Linked DNA regions of Homo sapiens: region 1 is linked to region 2. A link is a contact called in ENCODE Hi-C or POLR2A ChIA-PET data. All regions are on one chromosome and are shown on one strand. Each heading gives the region's core, a stretch centred on a gene start or an enhancer-like site at or near the end of the contact. The rest is flanking DNA. Distances are from core to core; before and after follow the strand shown.

Evidence for each region. Hi-C counts contacts between places; a loop is a spot of excess contacts on that map. ChIA-PET counts read pairs that join two places held with the same protein, here RNA polymerase II (POLR2A). Pooled maps may share reads with other maps.
Region 1: a map of B cell shows a loop between it and region 2 (19-fold over the local background). The contact joins the promoter of PPIL2 here to the promoter of YPEL1 in region 2. A Hi-C loop is called at or near these places in 8 of 168 maps with a recorded cell type or tissue (B cell, CD4-positive, alpha-beta T cell, CD8-positive, alpha-beta T cell and 3 more), 12 of 37 single-sample maps with no recorded cell type and 22 of 50 pooled maps. POLR2A ChIA-PET finds 5 or more read pairs at or near these places in 12 of 52 experiments (CD4-positive, alpha-beta memory T cell, Caco-2, GM12878 and 7 more).

Annotation. Positions count from the first base shown.
Region 1 is chr22:21,663,680-21,667,953 of GRCh38, forward strand. It overlaps PPIL2 (peptidylprolyl isomerase like 2), which reads left to right and starts at 2,333. Exons shown (of 20, transcript NM_014337.4): 1 at 2,333-2,452. The coding sequence starts at 2,421. RefSeq lists enhancers at 2,265-3,175, 2,410-2,649, 2,720-2,769.
Region 2 is chr22:21,733,009-21,737,755 of GRCh38, forward strand. It overlaps YPEL1 (yippee like 1), which reads right to left and starts at 2,786. Exons shown (of 5, transcript NM_013313.5): 1 at 2,607-2,786. RefSeq lists silencers at 2,435-2,484, 2,505-3,354.

The DNA.
Region 1 (4,274 bases), core at 1,083-3,582, 70 kb before region 2:
CCAAAGTGCTGGAATTACAGGCGTGAGCCACCGCACCGACTGTCCCCTCCCCACACCCCGGCCCTTTTTTAAAGAGACAGGATCTCACTCTGTTGCCCAGGCTAGAGTGCAGTGGCTTGATCATAGTTTACTGCAGCCTCAAACTCCTGGGCCTCAAGTGATCCTTCCACTACAGCCTCCCAAGTAGCTGGAATCACAGGTGCTGCCACCATGCTGGGCCTAAGATTCCAGCCCTTAAGGAGCTACATCCCATCCACTGTATGTGTGTCATGGAGGCAGTGGTTGTGTCAGGGAGGGTGCTCAGTAAACCGGGACACAGACTGAATTACACAGGATTACAAATTGTGAGGAATTGTGACAGACTTTATGGGAGATGCATGGAAGTGGGTGGTTAGGGAAGGTCTCTCTGGGGAGGTGACACTTATGTTAAAACCTAGAGAATAAGAAGCCAGCCATGAAATAAGGCAAAGATAGCTGGCTTTCGGTGACTGGGTGGATGGTGGTACTGCTCAGCAGAGTGGGGACTGGGAGAAGAGGGAGGATTGAAAATTCTGCTTTATGGCCGGGTGCGGTGACTCATGCATGTAATCCCAGGACTTTGGGAGGGCTGAGGCGGGAGGATCACCTGAGGTCGGGAGTTCGAGACCAGCCTGACCAACATGGAGAAACCCCTTCTCTACTAAAAATACAAAATTAGCCAGGCGTGGTGGCGCATGCCTGTAATAATCCCAGCTACCTGGGAGACTGAGGCAGGAGAATCGCTTGAACCTGGGAGGCGGAGGTTGCAGTGAGCCAAGATCACACCATTGCACTCCAGCCTGGGCAACAAGAGCAAAACTCCATGTCAAAAAAAAAAAGAAAAAAAAAAAGAAAATTCTACTTTGACCAGACATGTTAATTTAATTTTTTTAGGCAGAGTCACTCTGTCACCCAGGCTGGGATGCAGTGGCCTAATCTTGGCTCACGGCAACCTCTGCCTCCCCAGTTCAAGCTACTGTCTCGGCCTCCCAAGTAGCTGGAATTACAGGTGTGTGCCACCACACCAGGCTAATTTTTTGTATTTTTAGTAGAGATGGGGTTTTGCCATGTTGGCCAGGTTAGTCTTGAACTCCTGACCTCAAGTGATCCGCCTGCCTCAGCCTCTCAAAGTGCTGGGATTGGCCGGGCGTGGTGGCTCACGCCTGTAATCCCGGAACTTTGGAAGGCCAAGGCAGGCGAATCAGGAGGTCAGGAGATCGAGACCATCCTGGCTAACATGGTGAAACCCCGTCTCTACTAAACACACACACACACACACACACACACACACACACAAAGTGCTGGGATTACAGGCGTGAGCCACCACGCCCATCCAGACATGTTACATTTCAGATCAGTGGTTACCCAAGTGGAGATCAGGAACCTGGAGTGCTGGTGACTTAGTACTGGGAGTCATGGGATACAAATGGCATTTAAAATTAGGAGCCTAGGCAAGATTACCCTGGGCCTGAGTGTAGCTAGGGGCCCAAGGTACTGATCTGACCCAAGGGAAGGGTCTGGCAGAAGAGACGGAAGGGATCAGGTAGGGCTTTGGACCTCTAGGCTTGATGGCCACCTGCTGCTGGGCCTCCGAGGGGCCTGGAGGCGGTGGGGACCGAATATGCAGAGAGAATGAGAAGTGAGCGAGTAGAACGAGAGTGGTACATGGCTTTGAAGGCATCTGCCACGGAGGCGGGAAGGGATGGGGTGGAGGCTCATGAGACTTGAAGCTCTAGGAGGACGTTGAAAAAGACCTGAGCGCTGGCCGGGCGCGAAGCCTCAGGCCTGTAATCCCAGCACTTTGGGAGGCCAAGGCGGGAGGACTGCTTGAGCTCAAGAGCTCCAGACCAGCCTGGGCAACATTGTAAGAGCCTGTCTCTACAAAAAATTAACAAATTAGCCGGGTGTGGTGGTGCGTGCCCGTAGCTACTCGGGAGGCTGAGGTGGGAGAATCGCTTGAGCCTGGGAGGTCGAGGCAGTAGTGAGCTGTGATTGTGCCACTGCACTCCAACCTGGGCGACAGAGCGAGACCCTGTCTCGAAAATAAATAAATAAGACCTGAGAACCCAGTATGGGAATGGCCCTGAGCCGTGGCTAGGGGGGTAGACAAGGCGGTCCAGACAGACCCCTCAAGAAGATGGGGCTTCGAGGCTGAGGGAGCTCGGCCCCGAAAAGACGCCTGCGGGAGATGGCACACCTAGCTAGGACCCCATACTGGGCAGGCGATCCTTCCGAGCATGAGCACCTGGCGCTAGCGAACCACAATTCCCAGCACGCCAGGCGCCCGTTTCCGGGGCGCGCCGCGGAACCCGGAAGTGGTCACGGAACTCGGCTGCGGCTCCATGGTCTGAGTTGTCAGCCGTTGTTTTTTCGTGCTCGCTAGTCGCCGCCGCCGCTCCGCCATGGGGAAGCGACAGCACCAAAAGGACAAAATGTAAGTTGAGCCGCAGTCGGGAGCGGCGCTCCACTCTGCCTCAGTGAACCGCCTGTCCCGCACTGCGCGCCGCTCGCCTTCCCTCTCAGCTACTCCCCAGAGCACAGCCCAAAGGTCACTTCCTCCCGGAAGCTGCCGCCCTGTCTCCAGTCAGGGTAATGACCCTCGGGCCGCCGCGCTCTCCCGGGGCCGCGGCTCCGATGACGTCAGCTGCGGGCTCGAGCGCAGCCCGGTTTTCCTTACTCTGGTTCTGCCCGGACCGTCCCCCGTCTGTTCGCGAGTTTCGCCCTTGAATGAGTAGTCTCTACCTCTTCCGTACTTCACGTCTCGCTGTGTTCTGGTTCATGCCTATCAGCCTGCAAACGTGCTGCAGAGCCTTCTAATTTAAAGCAAACCAGGTCGGGCGCAGTGGCTCACCTGTAATCACAGCACTTTGGGAGGCCGAGGCGGGCGGATCACCTGAGGTCAGGAGTTCAAGACCAGCCTGGCTAATACGGTGAAACCCCGTCTCTACTAAAAATACAAAAATTAGCGGGGCGTGGTGACGGGCGCCTGTAATCCTAGCTATTTGGGAGGCTGAGGCAGGGGAATCGCTTGAACCCGGGAGGCGGAGGTTGCGGTGAGCCGAGATCGTGTCACTGCACTCCAGCCTGGGCGACAGAGCGAGACGCTGTCTCAAAAATAATAAATAAAATTTAAAAATCCACCCGTGCCCCGTGCCCCACGTCCCACGTTCCCCTCCCGCTGCCGCCGTGTTGTTTCTCTTAAGAACAAGTGAGAGACTAGTGGCTTCATGCTGTTTTCTGAGTCTCTTGAAACCACTCAAGTCAGAATTTCGACCCCAGAACTGTTGGGCTTCTCAACAGTATGTCACACCGTTGACCACTCCCTCTTTCTGAAGCCCTCCTTTGGTATCTGGGATTTCACCTGCTCTTTGTTTTCTCTCGACTTCAGCGGCCTCTCTTTTCAGGTTCCCAGCGACTTCTTGTTGCTAAATATAGTATTCAATCCTCAGTCCTCATTTTTTTTTTTTTTTTTTTTTGAGACGCAGTTTCGCTCTTGTTGCCCAAGCTAGAGTGCAATGGTGAGATCTTGGCTCACCGCAACCTCCGCTTCCCGGCTTCAAGAGATTTTCCTGCCTCAGCCTCCCGAGTAGCTGGGATTACAGGCATACGCCACCATGCCCAGCTAATTTTGTATTTTTAGTAGAGAAGGGGTTTCTCCATGTTGGTCAGGCTGGTCTCGAACTCCTGACCTCAGGTGATCCACCTGCCTCGGCCTCCCAAAGTCCTGGGATTACAGGCGTGAGCCACCGCGTCTGGGCAGCCTCAGTCCTCATTTTGTTGGGCTTCTCAACAGTATGTCCCACTGTTGACCACTCCCTCCTTCTGAAGCCCTTCTTTGGTATCTGGGATTTCACATGCTCTTTGTTTTCCATCGACTTCAGCGGTCTTTCTTTTCCCAGTCTCCTTTCTGGACCCTCCTCCCTTCTCTCAGATCTCATACGTTTCTTTTCCATAAACATTCTCTGTGGGTGATATAATTTCCCAGTCATCTATAAGCTGCTTTCCCCAGTCTTGTGTAGTTAGTGGCTTACTTAATATCTCCACTGGAGGACTGAAAGACATCTCAAATTTTTTTTTTTTTTTTTTTTTTTTTTTTGAGATGGAGTCTTGCTCTGTCGCCCAGGCTGGAGTGCAATGGTGCCGTCTTGGCTCACTGCAACCTCTACTTCCCACATTCAAGCAATTCTCCCACCTCAGCCTCCCCAGTAGCTGGGATTATAGGTGCCTGCCACCATGCCCATGCTAATTTTTGTATT
Region 2 (4,747 bases), core at 1,536-4,035:
AGAAGGCTGAGGCTGTAGGATTGCTTGAGCCCAAGAGGTTGAGGCTGCAGTGAGCTATGATTGTGCCACTGTACCCCAGGCTTGAGTGACAAAGCAAGACTCTGTCTCTCTAATATAACAAAACAAGGCTGGGCACTGTGGCTTACACCTGTAATCCCACCACTTTGGGAGGCTGAGGGGTGGCAGATCATCTGAGGTCAAGAGTTTGAGACCAGCCTGGGCAACATGGTGAAACCCTGTCTCTACTAAAAATACAAAATTAGCTGGGTGTGGTGGCACATGCCTGTAATCCCAGCTACTCGGGAGGCTGAGACAGGAGAATCGCTTAACCCTGGAGGTGGAGGCTGCAGTGAGCCGAGATCATGCCACTGCACTCCAGCCTGGGTGAGACAGAGCGAGACTCTGTCTCAAAAAATAAACAAATAAAGTAACAAAACAAAACTAACTGGGGGTGGTGGCTCACACCTATAATCTCAGCACTTTGGGAGGCAAGGGGGGAGGATCGCTTCAGCTCAGGAGTTTGAGACCAGCAACAGAGTGAGATCCTGTCTCTACAGAAAAATCAAAAAATTAGCTGGGTATGGTGGTGTGTGCCTGTGTTTCCAGCTACTCAGAAGGCAGGTGGATGGCTTGAACCTAGGAGGTTGAGGCTGCAGTGAGTGGAGACAGTGCCATTATACTCCAGCCTGGGTGACAGAATGAGACCTTGTCTCAAAAAACCAATTTGTTTGTTGAAATAAACAAACCAAAACAAACCAACAAAAAAAGAAAGAAAAAAGGAAAAAACCTATAGGGTAGCCTCTTTCCCTTTTCCTGCATCCCTGCCCCTTGACACAGGTGCTGGTGGAACTTAGTGAAGACAGGCAAGAATCAAGAACAGATGTTAGAGGAACACTGCTCTCAACCTAAAGAAAATAGCTTTATGGTGAGGTATAGCAGCTCAAGCCTGTAATCCCAACACTTCAGGAGGCTGAGGCAGGTGGATCACTTGAGCCTAGGAGTTCAAGACCAGCCTGGGAAACATTAAGTGAGACCCCAGTCTCTACAAAAAAAAATGTAAAGTTAACCAGTCATGGTGGTGTGCACCTGTAGTCCTAGCTACATGGGAGGCTGAGGCAAGAGGATCACTTGGGCTCAGGATGTGGAGGTTGCAGTGAGTCGTGTTTGTGCCACTGCACTCCATCCTGAGCAAGAGTGAGACCCTGTCTCAAACAAAGAAACAAACAGAGAAATGGCTTTATAAATTACAGTGATTCAAAGGTGAAAAGGCTTAATACCCACAGTTTAGTGACAAGAATGCACCCAGGTGTTTTTCATATTGGCAAGTGTACCACAGCAGTGTAGGATGGGGTAAGGATAGGGAGCACTGGGTGTAGGATATATTGGGATTGTCTGTACTATCTTTGCAACCTTTATGTAAATTTAAAGTTTTTCCAAAATAAGAAGTTATTTTAAAAGAAGACTATTGCTCAGATTGGTAATTAAGAGCGCTCAGTTATTATATAAATGCTCAATATGGGCCCAACCCGTAGGGGTTCCCACAAGTAGATGAGACTCTACCCTGTAGGGCCCAAGAGGAAACACCATGAAGGTCCTGGAGATCCTCTTATTCCTCAAACATGCCACTACCATTGCCTCGCAAGAGCCCTGAGGGGGACCAGTGCATGATTGTAAGACAAAATGACATCAGGATTAAGCACAGCTCCTGGCACCTGGCAGGGGCTCAGCAAACATTTGTCACATCTATAGCTTGCTCAGGTGAGGTGCCTGGAAAGTCTCCCCAGTGGTGGTAAACCTAGTCTTGGGACCTGAGTAGGGAATTAGGAGTGTCAGGGGCTGGTGGGTGGGAAGAATAACATTCTTAGCAAAGGAAACATCAGGTTAAGGTGGGTATGTTTTAGATAGAGGAAGAAGAAATGCAACGGAACAGAAAAAGCGTGGGGCGGGGAAATTGATGTCTTCCATGTTCATTATCTGCCTAAAATAGAATCTCAGCCTTTTTTCCATCCTTAGAATTCAGCACATAATTTGGACATCAAAGATGTCAATCAGAGCCAAGCATGGGGGAGGCGGACCCTGTTTAGATCTCTGAAGCTCAGGCTTTTGCAATCTCTGTTAACGAAACCTATGCCACAAGTGGTAAATACCGAGGACGCTCCATTTTAGTCATGATCTTTATGTGGCTACTTGAAAAGCTTTTCCGCCTTTCTGATAAACATTCCTAGGAGACCTCTTTTGCCCTCATTTCCTTGCCCAGTTGAGGCTGTATTTTTTAAGGAAGGAAAATCCAAAAATCAGGGATCTTGTCCATTTTCCCTATCTTTTCACGGCGGGGCGGGAGAAGAGGGACAGCGGGGGAGGTGGAGAGAAGAAACGGCGGGGGAATCAAAGATTAGGCGTTGTTGTCTGTGCCAAAACGGAGTGAGCCCAATATCAACAAATCAAAATCCAAAACGGAACAAAAAAGTCACAGGCCCGCCCTGCTCGCGCCCCCGCCCGCCCGGACGCCCAACAGGTGCTTCCCGGGCCCGCCCGCAGCCACAGTATCCTTGGGTGGCCACAAAGTAACCGCCCGCGCAGCTGCAGCCAGGCCCGCCCGTACTCACGGCCGCTCCGCGGTCCGCGCCCCGGCCCGCAGCGCCCATCCGGCCCGGGCCCCGGTCAGCGCGGGCTCGGCTCTCAGGCGTTCCCGGCGCGGCCCGGGACGCGCTGAGGCCGTTAACGCCTAGGCAGGGCGCGAGGCATCCTCCCGCCGCCGCCCCGCGGGCCGCCTGCCCTTTGTTTTGGAGCCGTAGCCCGGCCCAGACGCCGTTAACAGCCTTGGAGCGCGGCGCCGGCCAATCAGCGCGCCATGTCGCCAGCGCCCCGCCCCCATCCTGCCTCCGTTCCGCCCCGCGTCCCGCCTGCCCCGCGCGCCCCCGCCCCGCGCGCTCCGGGCCAAGGAGCTCCGCCAGCTCGCACCCGGCCGGGACGGGCAGGAGCCCACGTGCCGCGGGGCGCGCCGCACTCCCATTGGCTGACCCGCCGGGCGCGGCCTCGGAGCCAGCCTGTAAGGGCCGAGGGACACGGGGGCGGGGCCGCGCGGGGCGGGGCGAGAGCAGGGGCGGGTTCCGCGAGGAGCGCCGCGCTCGGACGCAGGCTGGCTGGGCAGGGACACTCGGCCGGCGGGGCTGGCGGTGGTGGTCACTCGTTCCTCCGGCTCGCGGGGATGGGCCGAGGGCGTGCAGGGCCCGCAGCTCCAGAGGCTGAGGCGAGCTTGCGCGCAGCCTCCTCGTCCAGCGCCGTGCACGTACCGCCCGTCCGCGCGGTCGGCCGCGTTGTAGGGGACGGACGTGGAGGCCGAGGCGAGCTTGTGTGCGCCTGACCAGGGCCCGCCTTGGCCGGACCCCTCCGCGGCCGGGTCCCCAGAATGCGGTCGTCCGTGCTGTCCCGTCCCCACCACCCTCTCTGAACCCAAGGACCTAACCCCCTAGGACCCCCTCGCCACGGAGGACCCCCCGGGTCTGCGTCTGGCCCCTCGCTCTGCTCCAGGACTGCCGCGTCAGACCCTACAGAAAGCCCCTTCCTCTGGGTAGTGCTCCCGACGCCCCGGCAGCCTGCGCCACCCCCACGCCTCTAATGTCACTGTTTTCTTGGTTCCGTATCCCTTCTTTAAAAAAATATATATTATTTGAAAATAGATATGTATTATTTGAATATATATATTTGAAGGCTGGGTGTGGTGGCTCACGCCTGTAATTCCAGTACTTTGGGAGGCCGAGGCAGGAGGATCATTTGAGCCCAGGAGTTCAAGAGCAGCCTGGGCAACATAGTGAGACACTGTACCAAAAAAAAAAAAAGAAAGAAATTAGGCATGGTGGTGCACACCTGTAGTCCCAGCTACCTGTGAGGCTGAGGCGGGAGGATCACTTGAGCCCAGGAGGTCGAGGCCTCAGTGAGCCATGATCGCGCTACTGCACTCCAGACTGGGTGACAGAGCGAGACCCTTCCTCTTGAACAAAAAAAAAAAAAAAGAAAAGAAAAAAACCAAGAAAACAACAAAACCTCTATTGAGGTCACAATGTATATAACATTGTTATCAGCGTCCTCTGGACGTATTCTCTTGTTTTCTGCAACCCACTGTGTATGTAAAGATCTCTTCAAGTCGCTAAATGTACACCTGACTCATAACTTAGATTGTGGCTGGATGTTGCCTTTTTTTTTTTTTTTTTTTTTTTCCTTGAGACAGGAGTCTCGCTGTGTCGCCCAGGCTGGAGTGCAGTGGTGTGAGCTTGGCTCACTGCAACCTCCTCCTCCTGGGCTCAAGCGATTCTCCTGCCTCAGCCTCCCCAGTAGCTGAGACTACAGTTGCCCGCCACTAGGCCCGGCTAATTTTTGTATTTTTAGTAGAGACGGGGTTTCACCATATTGGCCAGGCTGGTCTCGAATTCCTGACCTCAAGTGATCCGCCTGCCTCGGCCTCCCAAAGTGCTGGGATTACAGGCATGAGCCCACGCGCCCGGCCCCATTTAACTATTTTAAAGTGTACAGTTCACTGGTATTAAATACATTCATAATGTTGTGCAACCATCATCATCATCCCTCTCCAGAACTCATCTTGCCTAAGTAAAGCTCTGGACTCAAGAAACAATGACTCCCGTTTCCTTCTACCCCATGCCCCGCACCACCCCATTCTACTTTCTGTCCCTATGAGCTTGACTGCTCTAGGTGCCTCACATAAGTGAAATCATCTAGTATTTGTCTTTTT